3 separate regions of the Homo sapiens genome follow, and all the other regions are linked to region 1. A link is a loop called in an ENCODE intact Hi-C map of the cell type or tissue named here. Cell type or tissue: mammary epithelial cell. All regions are shown on one strand. Each heading gives the region's core, and the rest is flanking DNA. Links, peaks and the distances in the headings are about the cores only. Region 1 holds the start of UBR1 (ubiquitin protein ligase E3 component n-recognin 1). Region 2 overlaps TGM7 (transglutaminase 7). Region 3 overlaps TMEM62 (transmembrane protein 62).

Region 1 (10,310 bases), core at 1,011-9,010:
GCCCAGACTGGAGTGCAGTGGTGTGATCTCAGCTCACTGCAAGCTCCGCCTCCCAGGTTCACGCCATTCTCCTGCCTCAGCCTCCTGAGTAGCTGGGACTACAGGCGCCCGCCATCATGCCCGGCTAATTTTTTGTATTTTTAGTTGAGAAGGGGTTTCACCATGTTAGCCAGGACGGTCTCGATCTCCTGACCTCATAATAAACCCACCTCGGCCTCCCAAAGTGCTGGGATTACAGGCATGAGCCACTGCACCAGGCCAAGAGGTGCCTTTAACCTGGCTCTACCATCACAAAAACTTGATGTGCCCCCATGTACTCAAATTCTAAAATGCCCCTTTCTGACCACAAAGTTCAGTCCTCCCACTTATGTCAACCTCATGCCCTTTAACACCTCAATCCCACCAATTCCCTCCAGATTTCCTGTTTTGGCTTTTATTACCTCCCTGTTCAGCCTGGACTCGAAGGTTAGCCACTACCCTAACATGCCGGCTCATTCCCTTTTTTCTATCTACAACCTCCATCCACCAATCACTACTAATCTTACTACAATAAATCATTAATGTTGATCCTCAGTTATTCATTCATTTAAAAATATTTAAGTGTCTTCTGTATCAATCACATACCAAGATACATCAATGTGGCCAGGCATGGTGGCTCATACCTGTAATCCCAGCAGTTTGGGAGGCTGAGGCAGATGGATCATGAGGTCAAGAGATCGAGACCATCCTGGCCAACATGGTGAAACCCCGTCTCTACTAAAAACACAAAAATTAGCTGGGCATGGTGGCATGCCCCTGTAGTCCCAGCTACTCAGGAGGCTGAGGCAGGAGAATCGCTTGAATCCGGGAGGCGGAGGTTGCAGTGAGCCGAGATCGCACCACGCACTCCAGCCTGGCGACAGAGCGAGACTCCGTCTCAAAAAAAAAGATGCATCAATGAACAAGTCACACATGATCCTTCCCTTCATGGAACTTACCTCTCCCTCTGGAGGAAGAAACAGACATTTTGCTAAGTAAATAAAGACAATACAGTAATTACAGATTGTAATAATTGAAATGGGAGAAATAAACAGGTTGCTTTGACAGAGAATAAGAGGAACCCATCTTTTAGACAGAGTGTGTATTAAGAAAAAGCAGAGGAAGAACACTCTAGGAAAAGCAAACAGCAAGCAACAGCACAGACCCTAAAGCAAAATACAGCTTGGGCTTGTACTAACAGGCCAGGATGAGTGAGGAGAATGTAACAGGAAATGAGGTGGAGATGCAGGGGCTGGACCAGGCAAAGTCTTGAAGGCTTGTAATGAGTTTATAAGTATAAGAGAAAGCCACTGAGGATTTAGGTAGGAGACTGACATGATCTCATTTAATCTTTAAAAGATTACTCTGGTTGTTCTGTGCAGAATGGACAGGAAGAGGGCAACAGTGGAAGCAAACAGACCAGTTAGGAAGTCACTGCAGTAGCCAAGACAACAGAGAGTGACTTGGACTACATGGGTGGAGACAGAATTATTTGTCTTCAAGAGCTATGATGGAGGTGCTGTCTACTGAGACAGGGACAACAAAACTCTTGATCTGCCTTTCTCCTTTCCTCTCCTAAAATCTTGTCTTTCCTCTCAATATATGACACAACCAAGGCCAGGTGCGATGGCTCACATCTGTAATCCCAGCAACTGGGGAGGCCGAGGTGGGTGGATCACTTGAGGTCGGGAGTTCGAGACCAGGCTGGCCAATATGGTGAAACCCCACCTCTACTAAAAATACAAAAAAACTGGCTGGGCACGGTGGCTCATGCCTATAATCCCAGCAATTTGGGAGGCTGAGGTGGGCGGCTTGCCTGAGGTCAGGAGTTCAAGACCAACCTGGCCAACATGGTGAAACCCCTCTCTTTACTAAAAATACAAAAATTAACCAGGCGTGGTGGCAGGCACCTGTAATCCCAGCTACTTGGAAGGTTGAGGCAGGAGAATCGCTTGAACCCGGGAGGTAGAGGTTTCAGTGAGCCGAGATCTCGCCACGCACTCCAGCCTTGGCGACAGAGAGAGACCTTGGCTCACAAAAAAAAAAAAAAAAAAAAAAAAAGCCAGGCATGGTGGTGCATGCCTGTAATTCCAGCTACTCGGGAGGCTGAGGCAAGAGAATCACTTGAACTTGGGACAAAGAGGTTGCAATGAGCCGAGATCATACCGCTGGAAACAACACAACCGCTGCCATGAATGCTTAAACCAAAAACTGAGGATGCAGATATCATCTATTCCTTACCTTTTGCCTCATGCCTAATCTATCAGCAAGTCTTTTTGCTTCTTCCATCCTTCTAAAATCTTTCTCACATTCATCCTCTTCACTCTATCTCCAAGGATAACCTTTCCAGTGCAAGCTACCATCAACTATGGCTTGGGTTACAGCAGCAACTTCTTAATTGCTCCCACTGTTTGAAACACCAGACATCCAAGTGAAGATGTCAAGTAGGCAGTTGGATTTATGATTCTGGAGTTCAGAAGTGAGATGACACAGAGATATAAATTTGGGAACTGAATACATACAAATGGTATTTAAAGTCACAGAACTAGATGAAATCCCCTAGGTAGAGGTTATAAACAGGCAATAGAAAAGAGCTGAGTATCATGCCAAGAGGTATCTTCTGAAATTGACTTAAGGAAGAAAATCTAGTCGAGGAAGACAGAAGGCAGAAGTTCTGGCAGACTACCTCACAAGTCTCTTGATTCCCAATTTTTCTCAGTCCTCATTATCATGGACCCAATAAACCACCCTCTCAAAATAATACCCCATGCCATCACACTACTCTCACCTCCTACGTGCTTGCCTATTGTTTCCACGTTCTTACCTCATTCTTCCATTTTCCACCCGTTTCAATCATTCCTGTTCTCTCTTTCTCATCATCTCTGTCTCACTCTCTTTTCCTCTGTGTGTGTGTATATATATGCACACATTTTCCTCCTCAAAGATCTTATCCGGGCTGGGCGTAGTGGCTCACGCCTGTAATCCCACCACTTTGGGAGGCCAAGGCAGATGGATCACTTGAGGTCAGGAGTTCGAGACCAGCCTGGCCATATGGCAAAACCCTGTCTCTACTAAAAATACAAAAATCAGCCAGGTGTGGTGGAACACACCTGTAATTCCAGCTACTTGGGAGGCTGAGGCACAAGAATTGCTTGAACCTGGGAGGTGGAAGTTATAGTGAGCCAAGATGGCACCACTATACCACAGCCTGGGTGATGGAGTAGGACTCTGTCTTAAATAAATTAAATTAAATTAAACCCTGTCTCTACAAAATATGCAAAAAATTAACTCGGCATGGTGGCACATGCCTATATTCCCAGCTACTCAGGAGGTTGAGGTGGGAAGATCATCTGAGCCCAAGAGATTGAGGCTGCAATGAGTTGTTTGTGCCACTGCACTCCAACCTGGGTGACAAAGCGAAACCCTGTCTCAAAACAAAAAGGATGTTATCCATTCCCACAACCTCAACTATAAATTTACTGATAACTTCCAAATACCTAGCTAAGTGTTACTCAAAGTGTGGCCCATACACCACTATTACAGAATCAGCAGGACATGCTTGTGAAAATGCAGATTCTTGGACCTCACCTCAGACCTACAGTATCAGTTCCCCTGGTAATTCTTAAGCAATGGCTTTTATCAATGTCCACTAATTCATACGTATTATTTTATTTGAATTGCATGTGAGATAATGTTAGGAATACTACAGCCTTCACGCTTACTAATAGCAATATGAATGAAAAAGGATCTGCAGACTAAGAAGGAAGTTTAAGGAAATCAGAGACTATAACCAGGGATTAGACTCTAATGGAAATTGTACGATTGCTTAAACCTCTATAAATGTCCCATACTATTTAACTTTGTCTAAAGATAAACAATAAGGAGTAGGGGGAACAACTGAGCTTGTATTGCTTAACAGCAAAGTAGTAAACTTGGAAGCCAGTGTCATACCATGGCTAGAATAAAATTAAAAACAGTAATAGCTTTTAAAAGAGAAAAAGAGAAAGAGAGAGGTAGAATGATCTGTAGGGTCTTCAGTAGACAGAGAGATCCAAGCCAAAAAAGGGGTTATAAAGCTTAACAGTCACAGGACTTCATTTACTGACATTACTCTACCTTGAATTAAAATTATTTGGGCCCTTATATTACCTGTGTCACCAGACTGTGAGTTCCTTGAGGCTATATTACACAATCTACCTACTACTTTGCAAAACCCAAAGCCCTGCCCAACAAAATCTAATAATATTTCCTGAGGTAAAGAGTTGCCACATAAATTCTAGCTCAATTCCTGTATCATTATCTCCAATTCCAAATTAGTGACGTCCAGAATGATGGGGTTTTATTGTATTATCTGGAAAAAATTAATGTATCAAAGCTTTAAATAAATATTAGTCTTCAGATACAAAACTATAACAATTCTTCTGACCACAGCAGTTTCCCCACTCCTTCTAACAAGCAAAACTCACAAACTACCATTAAAATGTTTCAGTTGCTTTTAAATTTGTCCTACCTCCTCATTCCTTATCATCTCAAATAAGATGCTTCCTCCTTCAGGAACAGTAGTGAAGTGAATTTGAACTGCTATTTGGGGTGGAGGAAAACGGCAAGCACTGACATAGTCAGTGGCCAAATCCTTTTTCCAACTCCCTCCCTACCTTGTTCCTACCTCCTAGACAGTCTCTTCAGTCCCTGGAGTTGACTCATGCCGTAGCTCCCTCTGTAGTTCCCTCTGTTCTCGCATAAAACAATGTTCAATTGTATGCAGGGTTAAAAAAAAAAACAAAAAACCTTCAAGAATGCTTTTAATCTGTAATCCCAGCACTTTGGGATGCCGAGGCAGGTGGATCACCTGAGGTCAGGAGTTCGAGATCAGCCTGGCCAACATGGTGAAACCCCGTCTCTAATAAAAATAAAAATAAAAAAAATTAGGCAAGCATGGTGGCAGGCACCTGTAATCCCAGCTACTCAAGAGGCTGAGGCAGGAGAATTCCTGAACTCGGGAATTTGCAGTTCAATTCCTGAACTCGGAAGGTTGCAGTGAGCCGAGATTACACCACTGCACTTCAGCCTGGGCAACAAGAGCAAAACTCTGCCTCAAAAAATAAATAAAATAAAATAATGTTTTTATTAAACTACAAGCCAAAGAAACTTCAGAAAAAATGTGTATATCCCAAATCTCTAAATGCTGCTATTTAGAAAGACAAACTAATAAAACATCATGCGGTGACAGATATTTGAATATTTTCTACATATCTCCACACTAGATGCCCTGGGCATCCAGAACATTCCCTAACATTGCCCCCTACTCTTATCTTCCTCGGCAGCTTTCTCCCTGTAGCTAGTGACTCAAATTTGTTCACTATCTGTGCCTTCCCATTCTTTCAAAATGCAAGAGCAAAGTATAGATTCCGACATCAATTAATGGTATTGCTCTGGCTTGAAATGTTTGGGAGTCCTTTCTTCACCTTTAAAAAGTAGCGACAGATGATGGGTTTCTCCACTGAGGGTTAGGCCTGGGGTTCCCAAGATGCTATACGCAAGGACAATTACTACACCTCACATCTAGACATGACTTGACAGTAGCAGCACTACCTACCAATATCAGGTCCCGGCCAGCAGGCTATGCAATAAAATACCAGGTGCTGCGTTCCCATCATCAAGAGTAAAGGGTTAGTACTGCTTCTATACGAAAATGGCTCTTGCTCCAACCCCGCCTCGGCCCCCACATCAAACCGTCTAATAACATCACTGGTTCTTTCTACTTCAGAATAGAGACATGCACACTTGAGATCATCAAGAATAATACATAACAAAGTCATTATATTCCGTAGACTTGGCTGGCAGAAATGTGGGTTGCGACTAACTTTTTATTCGGTGGCTTCCTTCCAGATCAATCCAGATAACTCCCCCTCCCCAGAGCCGCCATAAGGGGTGAAGCCCCACATCCTCCTAAGCGCAGTAGGGAGGGACCGGGGGGAGGACAAAAGAGACTTGCCTATAGGGACTTACAGATGCCAGACGCTGAGGGGTCTGGGGTAACTCCGCGCTGATTTCCATCCTCTCAGTACCTCCAGCCTCCTCGTCCGCCATCTTGAGGGAAACTGACGCCTGCAGTTGCCGACCCCCGGCCAGAGGCAAGCGGAAACCTGTGGCCGGTCGGAGAGACAGGGACGACACTTTTACGACGGCCCCTGAAGTCGGGTTTGACGCAGACTCGAGGAGTGGCTTCCGGCCCGCTTCCCGGAAGCAAGCGTCACGACGTGAAGGGACTGGAGATTTTTTTTTTCCCCTCTAATTTATCAGGCGTAGCTCTTGGTAGCTGAATGGTTGTATATCTGGGTTTGGTGCTGGGAACTGTTGCATCTACGAGGTAAAAAAAACAAAGTCAGCGTCCATTATGAAAGGAAGAAAACTTGTCGGGGGCTAAAGCAAGAACCTGTCCTAGCTGGCCGGTTGTTGGCCTGGGGATGTTTTGTATCCCAACCTCCCTGCAGTAGTTCCCCAGAGCCTACAAAATGAAAAAGAAAGTACTCACACATCTTCTATTTTTAGGATTCTACCCCGTGGGCACTTGCACATGTGTACAAAAAAAGCTCGGGATCCAGCTTTATTGGGGGACACGGGGGGAAATAACAAAAAATTGGAAACCTAGTCATTCATCGATAGAGGAAAGACAAGATATACTATGGTACATTCGCATTTTGAAATACTGTGCAGCTCTTGAGCAAGATAAATCTGCGTGAAAAGATCAAGATAAATTGAGAGAAAAAAAAGCCAAGTTGCTGCAAACTATATATTTGCACACATAGGCATTTAAATGTGAAGGAGTAAGTCTGAAAGGGGAAAGGGCAAAGTAGTAACTCTGAGGGCCAGGATTCGGATTGGAGGAAGAAGGTGGTCAAGAGCTACTTTACCTTCATTTGTATTTTAAATTTTTTACAAAACAAATAATTTTAAAGTATATTTTTAACAAAGGGAAGAAAATAAAGCTCCAAACAATGTGAAAAGTAGAGGAGGCTTTCCAAATGCTGTGGTCCACCTTGATTTATAGAACTTTCCTGCCTAAACAATGTTTCTGCTCAAATGAACTACTTCCTGGGTGCTAAAATACTGTTTTTCCAGCCTTTTTTGCCCAACAACCACAATAAATACATTTTACATCTTATCACGGTACACCTATACAAAATTAAATGGGTATATATAGAATATGTATATATATACTGAAACTTAAATTTTCTGAAACAATACTTCCAATATGTCATATTTTCTATTCAATTGCAATATGTTTATGCATTTAAGCCAAAATACTGGTTGTAGTTATTAAAGTGATACTATAACCCACAATAGGTATTGTCCCACATTTTGATAAAAATTGCCCTAAAAGTTACCTTGTCCCTTCCTGTCTCTATGCTTTTACTTCTGTAGTTCTCTTATGCTACCCCACGCTCTTCTCTTTTTCTTCTTTCATTCCTAGATAAATGAAATAGACTAGAACGTTCAGAAATAGGTCGGGGCAGTGGCTCACGCCTGTAATCCCAGCACTTTGGGAGGCCAAGGTGAGTGGATCACCTGAGGTCAGGAGTTCGAGACCAGCCTGGACAACACAGTGAAACCCCATGTCTATTAAAGATACAAAAATTAGCTGGGTGTGGTGGCAGGTGCCTGTAATCCCAGCTACTCAGGAGGCTGAGGCAGGAAAATTGCTTGAACCCAGGAGGTAGAGTTTGCAGTGAGCCAAGATCATGCCACTGGCACTCCAGCCTGGGCTACAAGAGCAAAACTCTGTCTCAAAAAAAAAAAAAAAGAAAAAGAAAAAACAGAAAATAAAAAGAAATAATAGCCACTTATCAACATCTTAATGTAATCAAAGCACTAGTATATTAATAACACTAGCTATATATTAATAACAATCCTTTAGGTAGATGTTACTACTTCTATTTTACTGTCATGAGAAACTGAGAAAACTGAAGTTTAGAGAAGTTACATAATTTGGTTAGGGACATGCAGCTTCCAAGTGACACAGCAGATATTCAGCCAGCACAATGGCTCACCCCTGTAATGTTAGCACTTTGGGAGGCCAAGGCGGGAGGATTACTTGAGCCCAGGAGTTTGAGATGGGCAACATAGCAAGACTCCCACCTCTACCAAAAAATAATAATAAATAAAATCCAGTTCAAATGACTCACAAGGCCCTATTCTTATCCATTTCACTTTATTACTTTATACCAAATTCAAGTATTTTACACATGAAAGATAACAGCATTTCAAGTGAGAAGGAAATTATGAACTGCTTATTTATTTATTTTTTCAGATGGAGTTTCGCTCTTGTTACCCAGGCTGGAGTGCAGTGGCGTGATCTCAGCTCACCACAACCTCCGCCTCCCGGGTTCAAGCAATTCCCCTGCTTCAGCCTCCCAAGTAGCTGGGATTACAGGCATGCACCACAATGCCTGGCTAATTTTGTATTTTTAGTAGACACGATGTCTCTCCATGTTGGTCAGGCTGGTCTCAAACTCCCGACCTCAGGTAATCCGCCCGCCTCGGCCTCCCAAAGTGCTGGGATTATAGGTGTGAGCCACCACGCCCAGCCGGACTGTTTATTAAGTGGTGCAAAAACAGATGGTTATGTAGCAGTTCCTCAAAAAACAAAATTAGACATAGAATTCCCATGTGATCCAGCAATTCCACTTCTGGGTATATATCCAAAAGAAGTGAAAGCAGGGTCTTGAACAGATGTTTGTATACCTGTGTTCATTGAAGCATTATTCAGTATAGTCAAATGGTGGCAGGAACCCAAGTGTCCATCAACAGCTGAGTGGATAAACAAAATGTGGCATATACATGCAATGGAATATTATTCAGCCTTTAAAGGGAAGGAAACTGTGACACATGCCACAGCATGGATGAACCTTACAGACATTAGGCTAAATAAAAGAAGCCAGTCACAAAAAGACAAATACTGTGTAATTTGACTTATAATACATACCTAGAGTAGTCAAATTCATAGACACAGAAAGTAGAATGGTGGTTTCCAGGGTCTGAGAGGAGGAGAGAATCGAGTTTAATGGATACGGAGTTTCATTTTGGAAAGATGAAAAAGTTTTGGAGATGTGTAGTGGTAATGGTTGCATAACAATATGAATATATCTAATGCCACTGAATGGTATACTTAAAAGTGGTTAAAATGGTAAATTTTACGTATATTTTACCACAATAAAAAAATTTAAAGAGGCCGGGCGTGGTGGCTCAAGCCTGTAATCCCAGCACTTTGGGAGGTCAAGGCCAGCGGATCACTGGAGGTCAGGAGTTCGAAACCAAGCTAGCCAACATGGTGAAACCCCATCGCTACTAAAAATACAAAAATTAGCCGGGCATGGTGGTGCATGCCTGTAATCCCAGCTACTCGGGAAACTGAGGTAGGAGAATCGCTTGAATCCGGGAGGCGGAGGTTGTGTTGAGCCGAGATCGCGCCACTGCACTCCAGCCTGGGTGACAGTGCGAGACTCTGTCTCAAAAAAAAAAAAAGAAACATTTAAAGAATAAGTAACCATCTGGGAAAAGATGGTCAGATCCTTACCTCAAATCATACCCCAAAATAATTCTTTTTTTTTTTTTTTTTGAGACGGAGTGTTGCTCTGTCACCCAGGCTGGAGTGCAGTGGTGCAATCTCGGCTCACTGCAACCTCCGCCTCCCGGGTTCAAGTGATTCTCCTGCCTCAGCCTCCTGAGTAGCTAGGATTACAGGTGCATGCCACCACGCCCGGCTAATTTTTTATATTTTTAGTAGAGACAGGGTTTCACCATGTTAGCCAGGATGGTCTCGATCTCCTGACCTCGTGATCCGCCTGCTTCGGCCTCCCAAAGTGCTGGGATTACAGTCATGAGCCACCGCGCCCGGCCCTCAGAATAATTATTAACAGATTAAAGAGTTAACTGCTAAAAAGAGTAAATAAGTAAAAATTATTATTATTTTTTTGGAGACAGGGTCTTGCTTTGTTACTCAGGCTGGAGTGCAGTGGCATGGTCTTGGCTCACTTCAACTCTACCTCCAGGACTCAAGCGATCCTCCCACCTCAGCCTCCCAAGCAGCTGAGACCACTGGCATGCACCACCATGCCTGGCTAATTTTTGTATTTTTTTGTAGAGACAGGGTTTCTCCATGTTGCCCAAGCTGATCTCGAACTCTTGGGCTCAAGTGATCCACCCACCTTTGCCTCCCAAAGTGCTAGAATTACAGGCATGAGCCACTGAGCCCTGCCCAAAGTAAATATTTTTTTAATATTGCATTGGAG
Region 2 (8,000 bases), core at 1-8,000, 180 kb after region 1:
CTCATTCCAGACGTGGAAGTTCCTGCAGGAGGGAGTAAGGAGACAAGGATTCATGTTAGCTGAGGTTTTGCCAGGTACCAGGCACTATACGGAGTGATTTATATCATTGTTTCTTTTTCTTACTTTTTATTAGGAAGTAATTTCATACTAAAAGTCACAAGAATAGTACAGGCTGGGCGCGGTGACTCACGCCTGTAATCCCAGCACTTTGGGAAGCCGAAGTGGGCGGATCACGAGGTCAGGAGATTGAGACCATCCTGGCTAACACAGTGAAACCCTGTCTCTACCAAAAATACAAAAAAGTAGCTGGGCATGGTGGCGGGCACCTGTAGTCCCAGCTACTCGGGAGGCTGAGGCAGGAGAATGGTGTGAACCCAGGAGGCGGAGCTTGCAGTGAGCCAAGATGGCACCGCTGCACTCCAGCCTGGGCCACAGAGTGAGACTCCATCTCAAAAAAACAACAAAAAAGAGTAGTACAAAGAACACCCATCTACCCAATTCATCTGTTGTTAACATTTTGCCCCATATGCTTTCTTTCAGTGTGGACAGGAATAGATATCTACACATACACACTTCAGTGTGTATTTCCTGAGAATAGGGATCTTCTCTTACATAACCCCTGTATAGTTCATAAACCCTAGCACATTGGATATTGATATGATGCCTTTATCTAATTTACTGTCTATATTTTAATGTTGTCAGTTGACCTAATGATGTTGTTTAGAGCATTCTTCTCCCATGTGGTACGCGATGCCGTCTGTGATCACACACTGCATTCAGCTACGCAGAATGTTGTCTCCTTTGATCTTGGAACAGTTCCTTCGCCTTTCTTTCTTTGTTACATTGGGATTTGAAAACAATCTCTCGCTCTCTCTCTTTTTCTTTTTTTTTGTAAATGTAAGGGGTACAAATGTAGTTTTGTTTCATGGAGATATTACCTAGTGGTGAAGTCTGGGCTTTTAATGAAAACAGTCTTTATGTTATTTATCTATTTTTTAAAACCAGAGTGGCCCCCATTTTGGGCTTGTCTGATGTTTCCTCATGATTAGACTCAAGATATGCATTCAAAGACAGAACTGTGCCTAAGTTACATATCCTCAGATACACCACTGCTTCCTGAATCAGAGACAATTCAGACCTCTAGGAGTCTATCTGTGGATCCCAGGCTGAAAAGCCCTCCTTACTGGCATTGATCTCATTTCACCCTAGCAACCCTGTGAAGTAGATGTTATCTTCATTTTACAGACAAGGAAATTGAAGCTCAGAGACGGAGGGGGCTCCTAGGACAGCAGGTAGTTCTTACACAACTCAAGGAATCTTACCTGGAGGCTGGGTGCGGTGGCTCAGGCCTGTAATCCCAGCACTTTGGGAGGCCGAGGCGAGTGGATCATCTGAGGTCAAGAGTTCGAGACCAACATGGTGAAACCCCGTCTCTACTAAAAATACAAAAATTAGCCAGGTGTGGTGGTACGTGCCTGTAGTCCCATCTACTCGGGGGGCTGAGGCAGGAGAATTGCTTGAACCTGGGAGGTGGAGATTGCAGTGAGCTGAGTTCGCACCATTGCACTCCAGCCTGGGCAACAGAGCGAGACTCCATCTCAAAAACAAACAAACCAACACAGCGAGTCTTATCTGGAAACTGGCTGGAAAAAGAGAAACAGGAAACCAGATTTGCGGGTAGAGCTGAGAACAAAGGAACCAGGAAAAGAAGCCAGAGATACACAAATAAAGGGATGCACAGAGATACACACACACACACACGCATGCATATACATGCACAGACACATGCATGCAGACAGGGAGTGGGTTGGGCAGAGGAAGAAGTCAAGAGAGACAAGAAGAGGTCTACAGAAGCAGCCAGTCCAGGCTCTGTCTGACTTCTGGGAAAACTGGATGGTACAAACAGAAACTCAGAGAAGAAAGAGGAAGATGAATAAAGACTTTTGAGGTCAGTGTTCAGAAGACGCCCAGCTAGTCATTTGGTTGAGGCCCCAGAATGTTATCCCATTGTTTTCTACCTCTGAAATGAGTTAAATTTGATGACCTAATTAGCCAGAACAGCCTCCTGGGTTGGGGAATTCTTCTCTTCTCTGAGCATTAGCAGCAATGCTCAGGGCAATCTTGCAATATTTCCTCAAGAGCCAGAGAGAACCAGGTCAGTTTTTCTGCCCTCCCTGGGACAAAGCAGAGATCTGTTCAAGACAGTGCCTCTCACCATATTTTGTCTCGTTTCTGAGTTGACAGCATCTCGGCATTTCGGTCATAGTACGTATCGATGGTCAAGTTCCTATCCACGTTGTGCGCGGAACGGAAATTGGAAACAACACGGGTTGGAACACCTAAGCATCTCATTACTAAAGAGAAAAATATAGAGAATCGCTGAGTTCATTTCAGGCAGAATTATTGGTTTTCCATGCATAATTTGTAACTTTCAAGCTGGAGGAGAGAAAGCCAAGACGCTTACGGAACCACACCAGTAACTCCTTTATTCCCAGAGCCCCACACCCAGTCCCACAGCCCTGCTGCCCCATCAGTGATCAACATCCCACAAGGAGAAAGGAATCATTTGAGGGTCGCTTAAAACAACAGTTAACAATAATCCGACTTATCATTTAGGAGTCTTTCCACTCAGCAGCTTTCCAAGTTAAAGACAGAGGGCCAGGCGCGGTGGCTTACGCCTGTAATCCCAGCACTTTGGGAGGCTGAGGCGGATCACGAGGTCAGGGGTTTGAGACTCAGCCTGGCCAACATGGGGAAACCCCGTCTCTACTAAAAATACAAAAAAAAATTAGCTGGGTGTGGTGGTGCATGCCTGCAGTTCCAGCTACTAGGGAGGCTGAAAATTTAGTTCCGAAATGTTTTTTAACTTTTATTTTAGGTTTGAGGGTACACATGAAGGTTTGTTACGTGGGTAAACACGTGTCACGGGGGGTTGTTGTACAGATTATTTCATCACCCTCCTCCCACCCTAGCTCTGAAATTTGGGATCTGTAATTCTACTTAAAGACAAGAGGTAGGGGGAGGTATGAAAGAAATTCGAGGATGGATAGAGGGACAAGATAGACTTCTAGAGACAGTGGAAACCGTCAGCAGAGATAAGAGGAAATCACAGTCAGCAACCATCTTTAATAAGGCAGCAGCTCCCTCTTGTGGCTTCTCATGATACTGCTACAAAGGCTTTTAAAAGCTGAGTTATGATTTCACAAATCTAGTCACACAGTGTAAACATTACCCCCAACACATACACACAAACACACACACACACACACCCCTGCCTGCCCAGAGCCAGATGAAGTCAAGCCAAGAGCCAGCAAGAGCCAGGTGTGACCCTGAGGGGACGTGGGTACTGACATCAGCCAGCATGGTAAGTTCAGAGAGGTTTATCCCACTATCTCCCTCCTAGGAGGGGCAGACGGTGCCTACTGAGGCTGCCAGGAGGATTACACAGCTTCAAAAAGTAAAAGGAATATTGACAGCGACCAATCCTTTTGTTTTGGTTCACTGAAGAGCCCCCAAGAAGGCTTCCTGTCTGCAGTCACCTGTCCACTCACAGCACAGCTCCTGGGCTTGTCACAGATCCTTAGCAGGCGTGGGAGCTACACCTGGGCTGGAAGTGGCCATAGGAAGCTTGGCAGGGGCAGCTCCCCCAGTGCGCAGTGGCCCTGTAACTCGAGCGCCTGGGAGTGGGGAGAGGCTTGGAAATGGAGCAGGGTGGTGGACCTCGTCCTTCTCCTGCTCATCCCAGGCCTCCTCCATAACACCTACCTAGCACGGCCTGGGGACTTCCCAGCCCAAGGAACAACTGAGAATACTGAGTGCCAGGGTAGCCCTAGCCCCATTTCACACCTGGGCAAAGTGAGGTCACTGGATTCAAACACTCAGATTTAAACCTCCTCTGTGTCTGCAGCACCTGTATATAACTGCCAGCCTCTGCTGCCCCTCTCCAAAAAGTCTCTGCCCTTGTCTTTGGCACCTGTCTCTGTCCTCCCCATTCTCTGCTCCTCCTTTCTCCAACTCAGAGTCACCCTGTTAGTTCAGCAAATGTTCATCGAGCTCCATAATGTAGCAGGACAGGCCTGTCTAACAGATTCTGGCCTTGCAAGGGTGAGACAAGTACTCTCCATCTTTCTCTCATCTTCACAGATGGTCTGCTCAACAACTTTGCACTGAATTGTAAATAATTGATACTGCATAAAACATTGATGTTCTTTAAGGGTAGTCAGCAAGGTGGCAAGTCTATAATGATAACTGCTCAAGGATCTCTCAGTGAAGCATTTGGGGGCTGCTAGCTCTGCCTATGGGTGAGGTCAGCTATCTCACGCCATCTACTTCCACCTGCCCCCCCATGCCAGGCTCACCCTGAGCTGAGATGCCTGAGCAGGTGGCAGAAAGGAGCCATTTGGTTTCTGCTTCGGGACCACAAACTCCTCTATCCAGATGACAGTTTTAACAGTCTGACTGATCCATCAAGGATACTGTGAGATGATTGCCACAGGTCAATCCCCCTCTCACATAAATGCACAGGATCCCTCGAGACTGTATGGTGTGCTAGCTCAGGGCCTGGGTGCCCACCACCCCCAGCTGTGGGGCCATGGGCAAGCTACTGAACCTTTATGAGCCACAGTTAACTTCTCTGATAATGAAGTTAATCACACCCCTAAGTGAGTGATCTTTCGCTCACCGGTGCACATAACAGAGGCGAAGACCCAGCACTGTCCGTACTTCACAGGCTGCCCGCCCCTGGCTGACCACTGCTGTAGGATGGCCACACTGCCCTTCCACTCCAGAGGACTGACCCCTTTGGAGTAGTCCTCGCCCCAGTTCCCCTGCAGCACGCCATTGTCATCGTTGCTGTTGATCTGCAGAGGACAGACAGGTGGGTTTCCACAGCTCCCGGGGAAGCTCAGACTGTCCTCAGACGGCGGGAAGCATCCATCCTTACCATGGCACTCACCACCCTGCACACATACACCACGTCGTTCCGCTGGGAACAGTCTTTGGCCGGGTTCTTTAAGTGATACAGGCTCTTGTTCAGGATCTCAAAGCAGATGTCTATGATGTCCTCTTCAAACTTCCAAGTGATTTTAAGGGAGAAAAAAGAGAAGAGCAAATGTCTAGACTTCTGAAACTTTAAGTCACTAACAGACTTTTGGGGATGGCATGTATATGGGGATGTGGGGGCAGGGGGAGGGCGCTAAATATAAGACAAGTTCCTGCCTTTGAAGAGCTTATAAATCAAATTGGGAATGTATTAGGTTTGAAATTCTGAAACACTAAACTGCGTGGTTCTGATGAAAAATGGAAACAGAATTCGGAGAGTGAGAGACCCCCCTCGGCTGAACAGATGAGAGAAGGCTTTGGTGCCAATGGGCTTTGATGGACTGGGTGGGCAGGAAGAGGAGAGTGGGCATATTTACCTGAGGTCTTTGAGCATGGTGGGTATCAAGGACTTAGACTCCTATCTGGAGGACTTGAAGAAGCAGGGAAGGGATCAGAGCAGAAAAAGTCTAGAGATCAATGTAGGGCCACACGTGCCAGTCTTGAAATCAGGTAGAGGAGCTCAGAGCAGACGCTGCGGGCCCTGGAGGAGCCAGGGTGGGCTCATAATAGACGTGCACAATGTTTGTCACAATGCTTTGGCTGCCAAATGCACAGGTATTTGTCTCAGTTTCAAAGAGGGTCACAGGTCGCCACGGTTGGAGAATGGGGAAAACGTGCTCTCCCTCAGCAAGGCTTCCCCCACCTCTTCCCTTTTGGAGTTTGTGGACAGGACTGAGGTGGCAGTGGGAAGGAGAGAGAAACTACGCCTGCGGGGGTTGAGAGTGGAAACGTTGCCCAGAGCCAAGTTCCCCCTCTCTACGTTGACTGGATATTGGATGTTATTAAAGAATTACTATTCTTTTTTTTTTCCGTTACAATCATGTATTCTGATTAAGTTTTGCAGAAAGAGTCATCATCTTTTACATGACTATATTCTGAAGTACTATTGGATTAAATATGCTGAAGTGTTACTGGATTAAATAATATGGTATCTGTAATTTGCTTAAAAAAAAATTTGCCGGCAGCAGTGGCTGTAATCCCAGTACTTCGAGAGGCCGAGGCAGGTGGATCACCTGAGGTCAGAAGTTCGAGACCAGCCTGGCCAACACGGTGAAACCCCGTCTCTACTAAAAATACAAAAATTAGCCGGGCATTATGGCTCGCACCTGTAGTCCTAGTTACTCAGGAAGCTGAGGTGGGAGAATCACTTGAACCCAGGAGGTTGCAGTGAGCCAAGATCATGCCACTGCACTCCAGCCTGGGCAACACAGTGAGACTCTATCTCAAGAAAAAGAAAAAAATCTAGTGGTGGAGTGGGGAGTGGGGATGGAGGCAGAAGAGTACAGACCAGAGAAGGACAAGCTTTTTCTGTAAAAAACCAAATAGTAAATATTTTAGCCTTTGCAGGCCATAAGGTCTCTGTCTTTTTTTTTTTTATTCTACTTTAAGTTTTGGGGTACACGTGCACAACGTGCAGGTTAGTTACATATGTATACATGTGCCATGTTGGTGTGCTGCACCCATTAACTCGTCATTTAACATTAGGTATATCTCCTAATGCTATCCCTCCCCACTCCCCTAACCCCACAACAGGCCCCAGTGTGTGATGTTCCCCTTCCTGTGTCCATGTGTTCTCATTGTTCAATTCCCACCTATGAGTGAGGACATGTGGTGTTTGGTTTTTTTGTCCTTGTGATAGTTTGCTGAGAATGATGGTTTCCAGCTTCATCCATGTCCCTACAAAGGACATGAACTCATCATTTTTTATGGCTGCATAGTATTCCATGGTGTATATGTGCCACATTTTCTTAATCCAGTCTATCATTGTTGGACATGTGGGTTGGTTCCAAGTCTTTGCTATTGTGAATTGTGCCGCAATAAACATACGTGTGCATGTGTCTTTATAGCAGCATGATTTATAATCCTTTGGGTATTTACCCAGTAATAAGATTGCTGGGTCAAATGGTATTTCTAGTTCTAAATCCCTGAGGAATTGCCACACTGACTTCCACAATGGTTGAACTAGTTTACAGTCCCACCAACAGTGTAAAAGTGTTCCGATTTCTCCACATCCTCTCCAGCACTTGTTGTTTCCTGACTTTTTAATGATCGCCATTCTAACTGGTGTGAGGTGGTATCTCATTGTGGTTTTGATTTGCATTTCTCTGATGGCCAGTGATGATGAGCATTTTTTCATGTGTCTTTTGGCTGCATAAATGTCTTCTTTTGAGAAGTGTCTGTTCATGTCCTTCGCCCACTTTTTGATGGGGTTGTTTGTTTTTTTCTTGTAAATTTGTTTGAGTTCATTGTAGATTCTGGATATTAGCCCTTTATCAGATGAGTAGGTTGTGAAAATTTTCTCCCATTCTGTAGGTTGCCTGCTTACTCTGATGGTAGTTTCTCTTGCTGTGCAGAAGCTCTTTAGTTTAATTAGATCCCATTTGTCGATTTTGGCTTTTGTTGCCATTTCTTTTGGGGTTTTAGACATGAAGTCCTTGCCCATGCCTATGTCCTGAATGGTATTGCCTAGGTTTTCTTCTAGGGTTTTTATGGTTTCAGGTCTAACATTTAAGTCTTTAATCCATCTTGAATTAATTTTTGTATAAGGTGTAAGGAAGGGGTCCAATTTCAGCTTTCTACATATGGCTAGCCAGTTTTCCCAGCACCATTTATTAAATAGGGAATCCTTTCCCCATTTCTTGTTTTTGTCAGGTTTGTCAAAGATCAGATGGTTGTAGATATGCAGCATTCTTTCTGAGGGCTCTGTTCTGTTCCATTGATCTATATCTCTGTTTTGGTACCAGTACCATGCTGTTTTGGTTACTGTAGCCTTGTAGTATAGTTTGAAGTCAGGTAGCGTGATGCCTCCAGCTTTGTTCTTTTGGCTTAGGATTGACTTGGCAATGCAGGCTCTTTTTGGGTTCCATATGAACTTTAAAGTAGCTTTTTCCAATTCTGTG
Region 3 (10,310 bases), core at 1,200-9,199, 64 kb after region 1:
TCAGACATATTATTAATAAGCATTTGCATCTCATTACTACAAAATTTTTAAATCATTTGTTATTTTTTCTTTTGTGGATTTTTAACAGTCACCTAAATTAGGCTTGGGGAATTTTGATATTCAAATGAATAACCTGGATGTTATTAAAATACGGTTCTGGGGCCGGGCTCGGTGGCTCAAGCCTGTAATCCCAGCACTTTGGGAGGCTGAGGCGGGCGGATCACGAGGTCAGGAGATCGAGACCATCCTGGCTAACATGGTGAAACCCCGTCTCTACTAAAAATACAAAAAATTAGCTGGGCATGGAGGTGGGCACCTGTAGTCCCAGCTACTTGGGAGGCTGAGGCAGGAGAATGGCGTGAACCCGGGAGGCGGAGCTTGCAGTGAGCCAAGATCATGCCACTGCACTTCAGCCTGGGTGACAGAGCGAGACTCCGTCTCAAAAAAAAAACAAAAAACAAAAAAACAGGTTGTGGTTTAGCAATTCTGAGAAGGGGACTGAGATTCTGCATTCCTAACAGGCTTTAGTGGATTCCAGTGACGGTCCAGGATCTTACTTTGAGAAACAAGCACCTAGGTCATATGTCACTATTGTGAATTCATCTCCAGGTGAATGACTTCTTGAGAAGAAAGCAAAAGAAAACAGTCTATGTTCACTCAGCCTGCAGTGTAGTCTATACTGTTTTTTTATTCTTATAGAACTTTAAAACAAAACAAAGTATCCTTCTCCCAGTACAATGAAAGTGGACTATTTTAATTTGATTGCTTAATATAATTGTATAAAATTACTTAGCTTCAATATTGGTCTAAGTATCTAAATTCAGAAAGAGCAATGCTGAAGCAATTTATAATTTTCTTTATTGGTGGATCAGATGTTTGATTCCATCTCTTAAAGGCTCCATCTCTTAAAAAGAAAAGACTTAAAGAGTCCATCTCTTAAAAAAACTGATGTTGTGGTTATTATTTTTGATAGGTTTATCTTTTAGTCTTCTTACTCAAGATGTGAGTGGTTTATGTACCACAATTACAGTGTCAGAGTATTCTATATTAGGCTGTATATTTACTGTTGCCAGTGAGTTTTATACCTTCAGATGATTTCTTTTTTCTTTTCTTTTTTTTTTTTTTTGAGATGGGGTCCTCCCAAGTAGCTGAGACTACAGGCACATGCCAATACAACCAGCTAATTTTTACTTTTTTTTTGTAGAGACGGGGTCTCACTTTGTTGCCTAGACTGGTCTTGAACTCCTGGCTTCAAGCAATCCTCCTGCCTCGGCCTCCCAAAATGTTGGAATTACAGGCGTGAATCACTGTGCCTAGACTTCTCATTGCTCATTAACATCCTTTTCTTTCAGACTGAAGAACTTCCTTTAACATTTCTTATAGGACAGGTCTGGTGTTGATGAAATCCCTCAGCTTTGTTTGTTTGGGAAAGTCAGCTTTGTTTGTTTGGGAAAGTCTTTATTTCTCCTTCATGTTTGAAGGATATTTTTGCTGAACATAATATTCTAAGATAAAATTATTTTCCTTCTGAATATGTCATGCCACTTTCTCCTAGCCTTAAGGTTTCCACTGAGAAGTCTGCTGCCAGACATATTGGAGCTCCTTTGCATGTTATTTGTTTCTTCTCTCTTGTTGCTTTTAAGATCCTTTCCTTATCATTGCCCTTTGGGAATTTGGTTAATAAATGCCGTTAGGTAGTCTTATTTGGGTTAAAACTTCTTGGTGTTCTATGACCTTCTTGTACCTGAATATTGATATATTTCTTTAGGTTAAAAAAGTTCTCTATTATTATTTTTTGAATAAACTTCCTACTCTGATCTCTCTCTGTACCTCCTCTTTAAGGCCAATAACTCTTAGATTTGTCCTGTTGAGGCTGTTTTCTAGATCTTGTAGGTGTGCTTCATTCTTTTTTTTTTTCCTTTTTTTCTCCTCTGTGTATTTTCATATAGATGGTCTTTAAGCTCACTAATTCTTTCTTCTATTTGATGAGTTCTGCCCTTGAGAAATTCTGATGCATTTGTCAGTTTGTCAATTTAATCTTTCAGCTTCAGAATTTCTGCTTTGATTTTTTAAAATTATTGTAATGTCTTCATTAAATTTCTGTGATAGGAGGCTGGGTGCGGTGGCTCACGCCTGTAATCCCGGCACTTTGGGAGGCCGAGGTGGGCGGATCACAAGGTCGGGAGATAGAGAACATCCTGGCTAACACAGTGAAACCCCATCTCTACTAAAAATACAAAAAATTAGCCCGGTGTGGTGGCGGGCACCTGTAGTCTCAGCTACTCGGGAGGCTGAGGCAGGAGAATGGCATGAACCCAGGAGGCGGAGCTTGTAGTGAGCCAAGATTGCGCCACTGCACTCCAGCCTGGGTAACAGAGCAAGACTCCGTCTCAAAAAAAAAATAAAATAAATTAAATAAAAAATAAATAAATAAATAAATAAATAAATTTCTGTGATAGGAATTTGAATTCCTTTTCTGTGTTTTCAAGAAGTTCATTGAGCTTCCTCAAAACAGCTATTTTGAATTCTCTGTCTGAAAGTTCACATAACTCTGTCACTCCAGGAATGGTCTCTGGTGCCTTATTTAGTTCATTTGGTGAGGTCATGTTTTCCTGGATGTTCTTGAGGCTTGTGGATGTTTGTCAGTGTCTGGGCCTTGAAGAGTTAGGTATTTATTCTAATCTTTGTAGTCTGGGCTTGTTTGTACTCATCCTCCTTGAGGAGGCTTTCCAGGTATTCAAAGAATTGAGGGTTGTGATCTAAGTCTTTGGTCACTGCAGCCATATCTGTACAAGGGGGTGCCCCAAGCCCAGTAATACTGCAACTCTTGCAGCCTTACGTGGGCTTGGTGGGCTTGGGTAAGAACTGGGAGAATTCTCTTGATTACCAGGCAGAGTCTTTTGTTTTCTTTTCTTTTTTTTCTTTCCAGAGATTTTATTTGTTTTGGTGGCAGAGACAGAGTAGACTGTGCTTACTTCGTTTTAACAAGAACCATAACCCCAAATCTCTAACATACCAAAGTAGAGGGAATCATACAGCAAACACCTATGTATCCATTGCCCATATTAGATTGCATCTTTTCTTTTAAACAGAATATCTGAGGATTGCCATGTTTCTAATATGTTAAATACAGGACTGGTTTGTGTCAGAGTGCAAATCAATTATTCCTGAAATGATGGAGAGATATTTCACCAACTTGTTCTCCTTGAGGTTTTTCTTTTTTTTTTTTTTTTTATTGATCATTCTTGGGTGTTTCTCGCAGAGGGGGATTTGGCAGGATCACAGGACAATAGTGGAGGGAAGGTCAGCAGATAAACAAGTGAACAAAGGTCTCTGGTTTTCCTAGGCAGAGGACCCTGCGGCCTTCCGCAGTTTTTGTGTCCCTGGGTACTTGAGATTAGGGAGTGGTGATGCCTTCAAGCATCTGTTTAACAAAGCACATCTTGCACCGCCCTTAATCCATTCAACCCTGAGTGGATACACCACATGTTTCAGAGAGCACAGGGTTGGGGGTAAGGTCACAGATCAACAGGATCCCAAGGCAGAATAATTTTTCTTAGTACAGAACAAAATGAAAAGTCTCCCATGTCTACCTCTTTCTACACAGACACGGCAACCATCCGATTTCTCAATCTTTTCCCCACCTTCCCCCCTTTCTATTCCACAAAACCGCCATTGTCATCATGGCCCGTTCTCAATGAGCTGTTGGGTACACCTCCCAGACGGGGTGGTGGCCGGGCAGAGGGGCTCCTCACTTCCCAGTAGGGGCGGCTGGGCAGAGGCGCCCCTCACCTCCCGGACTGGGCGGCTGGCCAGGCGGGGGGCTGACCCCCCCACCTCCCTCCCGGACGGGTCGGCTGGCCGGGCGGGGGGCTGACCCCCCACCTCCCTCCCGGATGGGGCGGCTGGCCGAGCGGGGGGCTGACCCCCCCACCTCCCTCCCGGACGGGGTGGCTGCCGGGCGGAGACGCTCCTCACTTCCCAGACGGGGTGGCTGCCGGGCGGAGGGGCTCCTCACTTCTCAGACGGGGCGGCTGCTGGGCTGAGGGGCACCTCACTTCTCAGACGGGGCGGTTGCCAGGCAGAGGGTCTCCTCACTTCTCAGACGGGGCGGCCCGGCAGAGACGCTCCTCACATCCCGGACGGGGCGGCAGGGCAGAGGCGCTCCCCACATCTCAGACGATGGGCAGCCGGGCAGAGACGCTCCTCACTTCCTAGATGGGATGGCGGCCGGGAAGAGGCGCTCCTCACTTTCTAGATGTGATGGCGGCCAGGCAGAGACGCTCCTCACTTTCCAGACTGGGCAGCCAGGCAGAGGGGCTCCTCACATCCCAGACGATGGGCGGCCAGGCAGAGACGCTCCTCACTTCCCAGACGGGGTGGCGGCCGGGTAGAGGCTGCAATCTCGGCACTTTGGGAGGCCAAGGCAGGCTGCTGGGAGGTCGAGGTTGTAGCGAGCCGAGATCACGCCACTGCACTCCAGCCTGGGCACCATTGAGCACTGAGTGAACGAGACTCCGTCTGCAATCCCGGCACCTCGGGAGGCCGAGGCTGGCGGATCACTCATGGTTAGGAGCTGGAGACCAGCCCGGCCAACACAGCGAAACCCCGTCTCCACCAAAAAAATACGAAAACCAGTCAGGCGTGGCGGCGCACGCCTGCAATCGCAGGCACTCGGCAGGCTGAGGCAGGAGACTCAGGCCGGGAGGTTGCAGTGAGCCGAGATGGCAGCGGTACAGTCCAGCTTCGGCTCGGCATCAGAGGGAGACTGTGGAAAGAGAGGGAGAGGGAGACCGTGGGGAGAGAGAGGGAGAGGGAGAGGGAGAGGGAGACGGAGACGGAGAGGGAGAGGGAGAGGGAGAGGGAGAGGGAGAGGGGTCTTTTGTTTTCTTTCCTCACTTTTCCCCAAGCAGAAGGAGCCTCTCTCTTTGCTGGCCTGCCTGGATATGTGGGAGAGGTGACCACAGTTTGTACCGTTCTGGGTCACACCTGAATTCACCATAGTACTGGGTCTTGTCCAAGTTCTGTGGTGACTACTGCTTGGCTACTGCTGATGTTTATTCAAGGCCCAGGGGCTCTTTAGTCAGCAGATGGTGAATCTTGCCAGGACATGGTCTTTCTCTTCAACACAGCAGGTTTTCTTCTGGCCCAGGCTGAGTCTAGAAATGCCATCCAGGAGTGAGGGCCTGGGCTCAGAGGCTTCAGGAATCTGCTTGGTGCTTTATTTTTACTGTGGCTGAGCTGGTACCCAGGTGGCAAAACAAAGTCCTCTTTACTTTTCTCTCTTGTTTCCACAAGAGGAAGGAGTCTCTCTTTGAGCTGCACTGCCTGGAGAGTTGGGGGATGGGTGACACAAGTACTCCCCTGGCCACCACAACTGGTGTCTCACTGGGTCTTGTGCACTCCATTTCCACTGGCTCTGAGCCCAACATAGTACCCAGATTTGCCCAAGGACTGCAGTCCTTGTGGCTTGACTGCCTTTCAAGTTTATTCAGGACCCTAGGGCACTTGTTTAGTCAGCTGGTGCTGGAGCTAGCTGGAACTCAGGTTCCTACCACTGGGGCAGAGGATTGCCCTCTGGCAAGGGCCAGCTTAAATGCTCCCTCTGTGGGTGCTGGCAGAATTCTGCCCTGTGTTGTGTTCCCCTGTGACAGCACTGAGTTCCAACGCAAAGTCTCACAGTCATTTTGCTCTCTCCCACAAGTGCACAGATTATCTCTGCCACAGAATGGGGGAAGGGTGGTGTAGGCAATGAAGTACTGTGTTGTCTACGCTTTTTAGTGCCTCTTTCCTTGATATGATGTTAAAACCAGGTACTGTGATCACTCATCTGATTTTTGGTTCTTATGAAAGTGCTTTCTTGTGGGGATAGTTGTTCAATTTGGTGTTCTGAGGGGAAAGGGGTGGATGATTGCTGGAAGGTTCTATTTGGCCATCTTGCTTTACCTCCTCCAAAAGGGGCTTGTTATGAATAACAATAGGTATTCCTTTTACTTTATCACTCTAGAGCTGTTTTAGGAGCCAGAGACAAAATCCAAATGTTATAACAATATGCTCCTATCCTTGTTATCACTTAGAAAATTACAAGGATTTTAGGAGCTCTGACCAGTGGGGACAAAGACCAAAATATGTATTTCTTATATCACAGTATCACAGATGCCATTTCCATTTTTGTTAATAAGGCTACTTTAAAAATCTTAACTGAAAGTGTACCCATGTATCTATTTCACGTTAACATCTATTTCCCTGCAGGCCCGGGTCCTTTTTGTGCTGATTGTGCTGAGCCAGCTCACCATTCTCATTATTTTTAGATATCGAGGATACCCAGAGCTTAAAGGTTAGTTATGGTTCCTTTTATTCCTATAAGCCTTGTTCATGGAAAAAACCAAACTCCGTAAAATATTTTAAAGAGGTTTATTCTAAGCCAATATGAATGACCATGGCCCAGGGAAAACACAAACTCAAGAAGCCTTGAGTAAATGGTCCTGAGGCAGTTGGATTACAGTTGGGATTTATACATTTTATGGAGGCAGGGGTTATAGGAAAAGACATAAAGCAATACATGGAAGGTATGCATTGCTTCGGCCCCAAAAGTTGGGATATCTTGAAGTGGGGGCTTACAGGTTTTACGGGGATTCAGAGATTCTTTAATTTGCAATTGGTTAAAGGACTGAGGCTCTGTCTAAAACTTGTCAGCAGAAAGGAATGTTTACGTTAAGATAAGGATGCTAGGTCAGCCACAATATACTGGGTGAAAAATGACCTGTTTAGGAAGATTGATGTCCTGCAGGCATTATATCTTGTTTATAATTTGGTATCTTATTGTGACAGAGTCTGTTTTGTCAGTCTTATGATCTCTATTTTAACATTAATGATGGTCTGTTGTTGTGCCCAAACTCTAAAAGGGAGGGAGTATGACAAGGTGTGTCTGACCTCCCTTTCCATCGTGGCTGAGAACTCAATTTTTAAGGTTTCTTTGGGGTCCCCTTGGCCAAGAGATATCCCAAAATTAGTTCAAGGTCAAAAAAGATTTAATTTATAACTTGATCCTTGGGAGGCATGCCAAAGATGTCAAAAGGTTTAAAACACTTGGTCAGAATAGGAATAGATGTCATTGTGAAGTAATAGTCACTCACTTAAACAGAGAGACAATTAAAAGACTTCATAAACAATGCAGAAAGTTCTGTGGCTGTAAACAAAAACCTTTCAAAGCTCAGTTTTCCTAAGAAATTAAAAAAAAACTAATAAGGATAATATGAAACATAGGAAATTATCTTGATAATATGTAAAATCTTTGTTTCTTAGGTCAGTTCCCAAAAAAGTAAAGAAAAAAACCTTCCTGAAGTGTGATTGCTCCTCCTTATGGGAAGCCTGTTTAGATAACCTGGAAGTGAAACCTGATGGAAAGATACTTAAATATAATCAGACATAGGAAGAGCATGCATCCAAGGTTATATGTACACACTATATTATAGAGGGACATAAACAAGAAAACTAGTACCTTGAGCAGGGGAATACAGCGCTCTTAGAAAAAGCATGGGAAATTTCCTGGTTATATGGGCAATTCAGAAACATCAAGAAAAGCCAAGAGTACAGAATCAAGTTATATCGGAGGAAAACACTGGCCTATAAACTCTAAAGCTGCAGTTCAGAAGATGCTTGAAAATTAAATTTTAAAGAAACAGATTTTAGAATTAAGTCAAAACCTCTTATGGTTGGGCACAGTGGCTCACGCCTGTAATCTCAGCATTGTGGGAGGCCGAGACGGGCAGATCACCTGAGATCAGGAGTTCAAGACCAGCCTGGCCGACATGGTGAAACCTCATCTCCACTAAAAATACAAAAATTAGCCAGGCATGGTGGCACACACCTGTAGTCCTAGCTACTCGGGAGGCTGAGGCATGAGAATTGCTTGAACTTGGGAGGCAGAGGTTGCAGTGAGCCGAGATCATGTCACTGCACTCCAGCTTGGGCAACAGAGCGAGACTCTGTCCTTAAAAAAAAAAAAAAAGTTCCCTTCAAATTCCAACCATCCTGATGATATAAAACTTCCATTACAGGACCCATCCTTCATAAACCTTCCACAACTTGCTTAGACCTTCCATTATTCTCCTAAACTCCTAGTCTTTGTCCTGTATTTTCCCCACTTTTATATTGGAATAACTAATTATTTTACCATAAGACAAAAAAATTACTTAAAATTTTTTTATTCCTTTATATTGAGACCACATAAAATTCTTTCTCATATAAAAACAGTTTCATATTAATAAAAACTTTTTTTTTTTTTTTTTTTTTGTGTGTGTGTGACCTGGAATTTCGCTCTGTCCCCCAGGCTGGAGTGCAGTGGCGCAATCTCAGCTCACTGCAAGCTCTGCCTCCTGGGTTCATGCCATTCTCCTGCCTCAGCCTCCCAAGTAGATGGGACTACAGGCGCCCACCACCACGCCTGGCTAATTTTTTGCATTTTTAGTAGAGACAGGGTTTCACCATGTTAGCCAGCTTGGTCTCAATCTCCTAACATCATGATCCACCCGCCTCAGCCTCCCAAAGTGCTGGGATTACAGGCATGAGCCACTGTGCCCAGCCTTAATAAAAACTTAATTTTTAGTAACCTTAAGCTTTAGGTTACTCTGGAAGTAAGTAATTTTGAACTGTTATATATTAACATCTCATGAATATATAGTTTATAATCTCTAAAAAAAATTTTTTATGGAACAATTTTTGAATGTGGAGTTTACTATTTACTAATAGACCCAAGTATGTTTTGTCTTTCTATGCAATTTAAGAAACCAAGAACCAACTTATACTAATGTTTAGCAATTTATGTTTCAGTATTTTATCTTACTTAGAAATGACTCAGACATTTCATGAGTATCTATTACTTAATTTAATATAATGTAACTTTAGGATTTAAAATCACATGAAAAGTTCATTTATAAATTTATCCCATTTACATTCATCTAACTTATTTTTTAACTACACATAGATTACTTATGAAAACTAAGATATTAGATAGAGTTAGTCATTATGTCAAGGTATCTTTCTGTTAATCAGTTTTACAGCATGTGAATTTCGGGTGTTCACCTAAGTAGAAATCTTAAAGCTAATTATATAAATATTTTGCCAAAAACTGAAAACAGCTATCTTCATTAAATCAACTATATTAAATTAGTTTTACTTATCAAAGAGTTACACAAAGATCATTCTGATTTTAGGCTGGATATATAGTTTTGTGACCTTTTGGTCAAATCCTGCTTAAAACATCTAGCACAGAGAAATGCAAAACTATCTGATCAGTAAACCCAGGCAAAAAATGTATGCTGACAATTCTGAAGACATTTCTGTTTTTATCAACAAATTTAAAATCAGGTATTTTATGAAAGATTTACTTAAGTCACATGAACTTTCAGGCATTTGAAATCACTATATTTTGATAGAAAAATATATACATATACTGATATTAAAAAAATAAAAACATATAGACTATCAAAAATAAAGACCTTACAGGAAGACCTTACTACAGTTTTTACCTTAAAAATCTAGTCATTTTTCAGTAAGCATCAGTCTTCACTCCTAATGGCAACATATTAAAACTCATTAATTCAGGCCAGGTGCAGTGGCTCATGCCTGTAATCCCAGTACTTTGGGAGGCCAAGGTGGATGGATCACTTGAGGTCAGGAGTTCTAGAGCACCGTGGCCAACATGGTGAAACCTTGTCTCTACTAAAAATACAAAAAATAGCCGGGTGTGGTGGCATGCACCTGTAATCCCAGCTACTCAGGAGGCTGAGGTTGCAGTGAGCCAAGACTGCGCCACTGCACTCCAGCCTGGGCAAAATAGTGAGACTCCATCTCAAAAAAACAAAACAACCCATTAATTATTTCTTCAAATGTTCCTTTTCCTTTTGAGAGGTCACCAATGCCATGTCAGTATCACCTCTCTGGATTCCTGAATAGACTCCTAACTGCTGCTCTTATATCCAGTCTCTCTATCTAATTCATCCTCTTCATTATTAGCCAATTATCCTTCTTATGGCATCTCATCCATAGATCACTTCTGTATGCAAAAGCCTTAAGTGGCTTTCCAGAACACACTGAATAAAGGTCAGACATCTCTGCAAGACACTAAAAATCTTCCACAGTCTAGTCTTATTTAACTAGCCATGTCTTCAACCAGTTACCTGTATTTTAGCCTAGATACTTTTTCACTGTTCCCTATACGTGCCATGCTCATTTCTGCTTCTGTATTTTTCTCATAGTATTATCCCTACTTTAAGTTATTTTTCTAAACTTATCTAAATCTTAGCCTC

Evidence for each region. Hi-C counts contacts between places; a loop is a spot of excess contacts. Peaks named below come from ENCODE experiments on the same cell type or tissue, not always from the same donor. Only the 100,000 strongest peaks of a DNase experiment are listed, where the experiment ranks them.
Region 2: a loop joins it to region 1, with 2.5 times the contacts of the local background. A loop is called at or near these places in 2 of 110 quality-filtered maps.
Region 3: a loop joins it to region 1, with 2.2 times the contacts of the local background. A loop is called at or near these places in 6 of 110 quality-filtered maps.

Annotation. Positions count from the first base shown.
Region 1 is chr15:43,099,915-43,110,224 of GRCh38, forward strand. UBR1 (ubiquitin protein ligase E3 component n-recognin 1) reads right to left here and starts at 6,124. Exons shown (of 47, transcript NM_174916.3): 1 at 6,028-6,124. The coding sequence starts at 6,108. RefSeq lists an enhancer at 5,943-6,222. In mammary epithelial cell, for the core only: CTCF peaks have their summits at 4,699 and 5,648; DNase peaks (open chromatin) are centred at 1,257, 4,247, 4,707, 6,207 and 1 weaker place; H3K4me3 peaks cover 2,416 bases; H3K27ac peaks cover 4,790 bases.
Region 2 is chr15:43,282,599-43,290,598 of GRCh38, forward strand. TGM7 (transglutaminase 7) reads right to left here. Exons shown (of 13, transcript NM_052955.3): 5 at 4,943-5,071; 6 at 4,682-4,859; 7 at 2,216-2,354; 8 at 1-22. Among named protein-coding and RNA genes, the nearest start is that of TGM7, 16 kb to the right of the region's middle. In mammary epithelial cell, for the core only: a CTCF peak has its summit at 3,151 (motif pointing left); no DNase peak of the experiment used is centred there.
Region 3 is chr15:43,163,341-43,173,650 of GRCh38, forward strand. It overlaps TMEM62 (transmembrane protein 62), which reads left to right. Exons shown (of 14, transcript NM_024956.4): 11 at 6,253-6,337. Among named protein-coding and RNA genes, the nearest start is that of CCNDBP1, 17 kb to the right of the region's middle. RefSeq lists an enhancer at 3,875-4,571. In mammary epithelial cell, for the core only: a CTCF peak has its summit at 5,592; DNase peaks (open chromatin) are centred at 5,071 and 5,381; H3K27ac peaks cover 1,066 bases.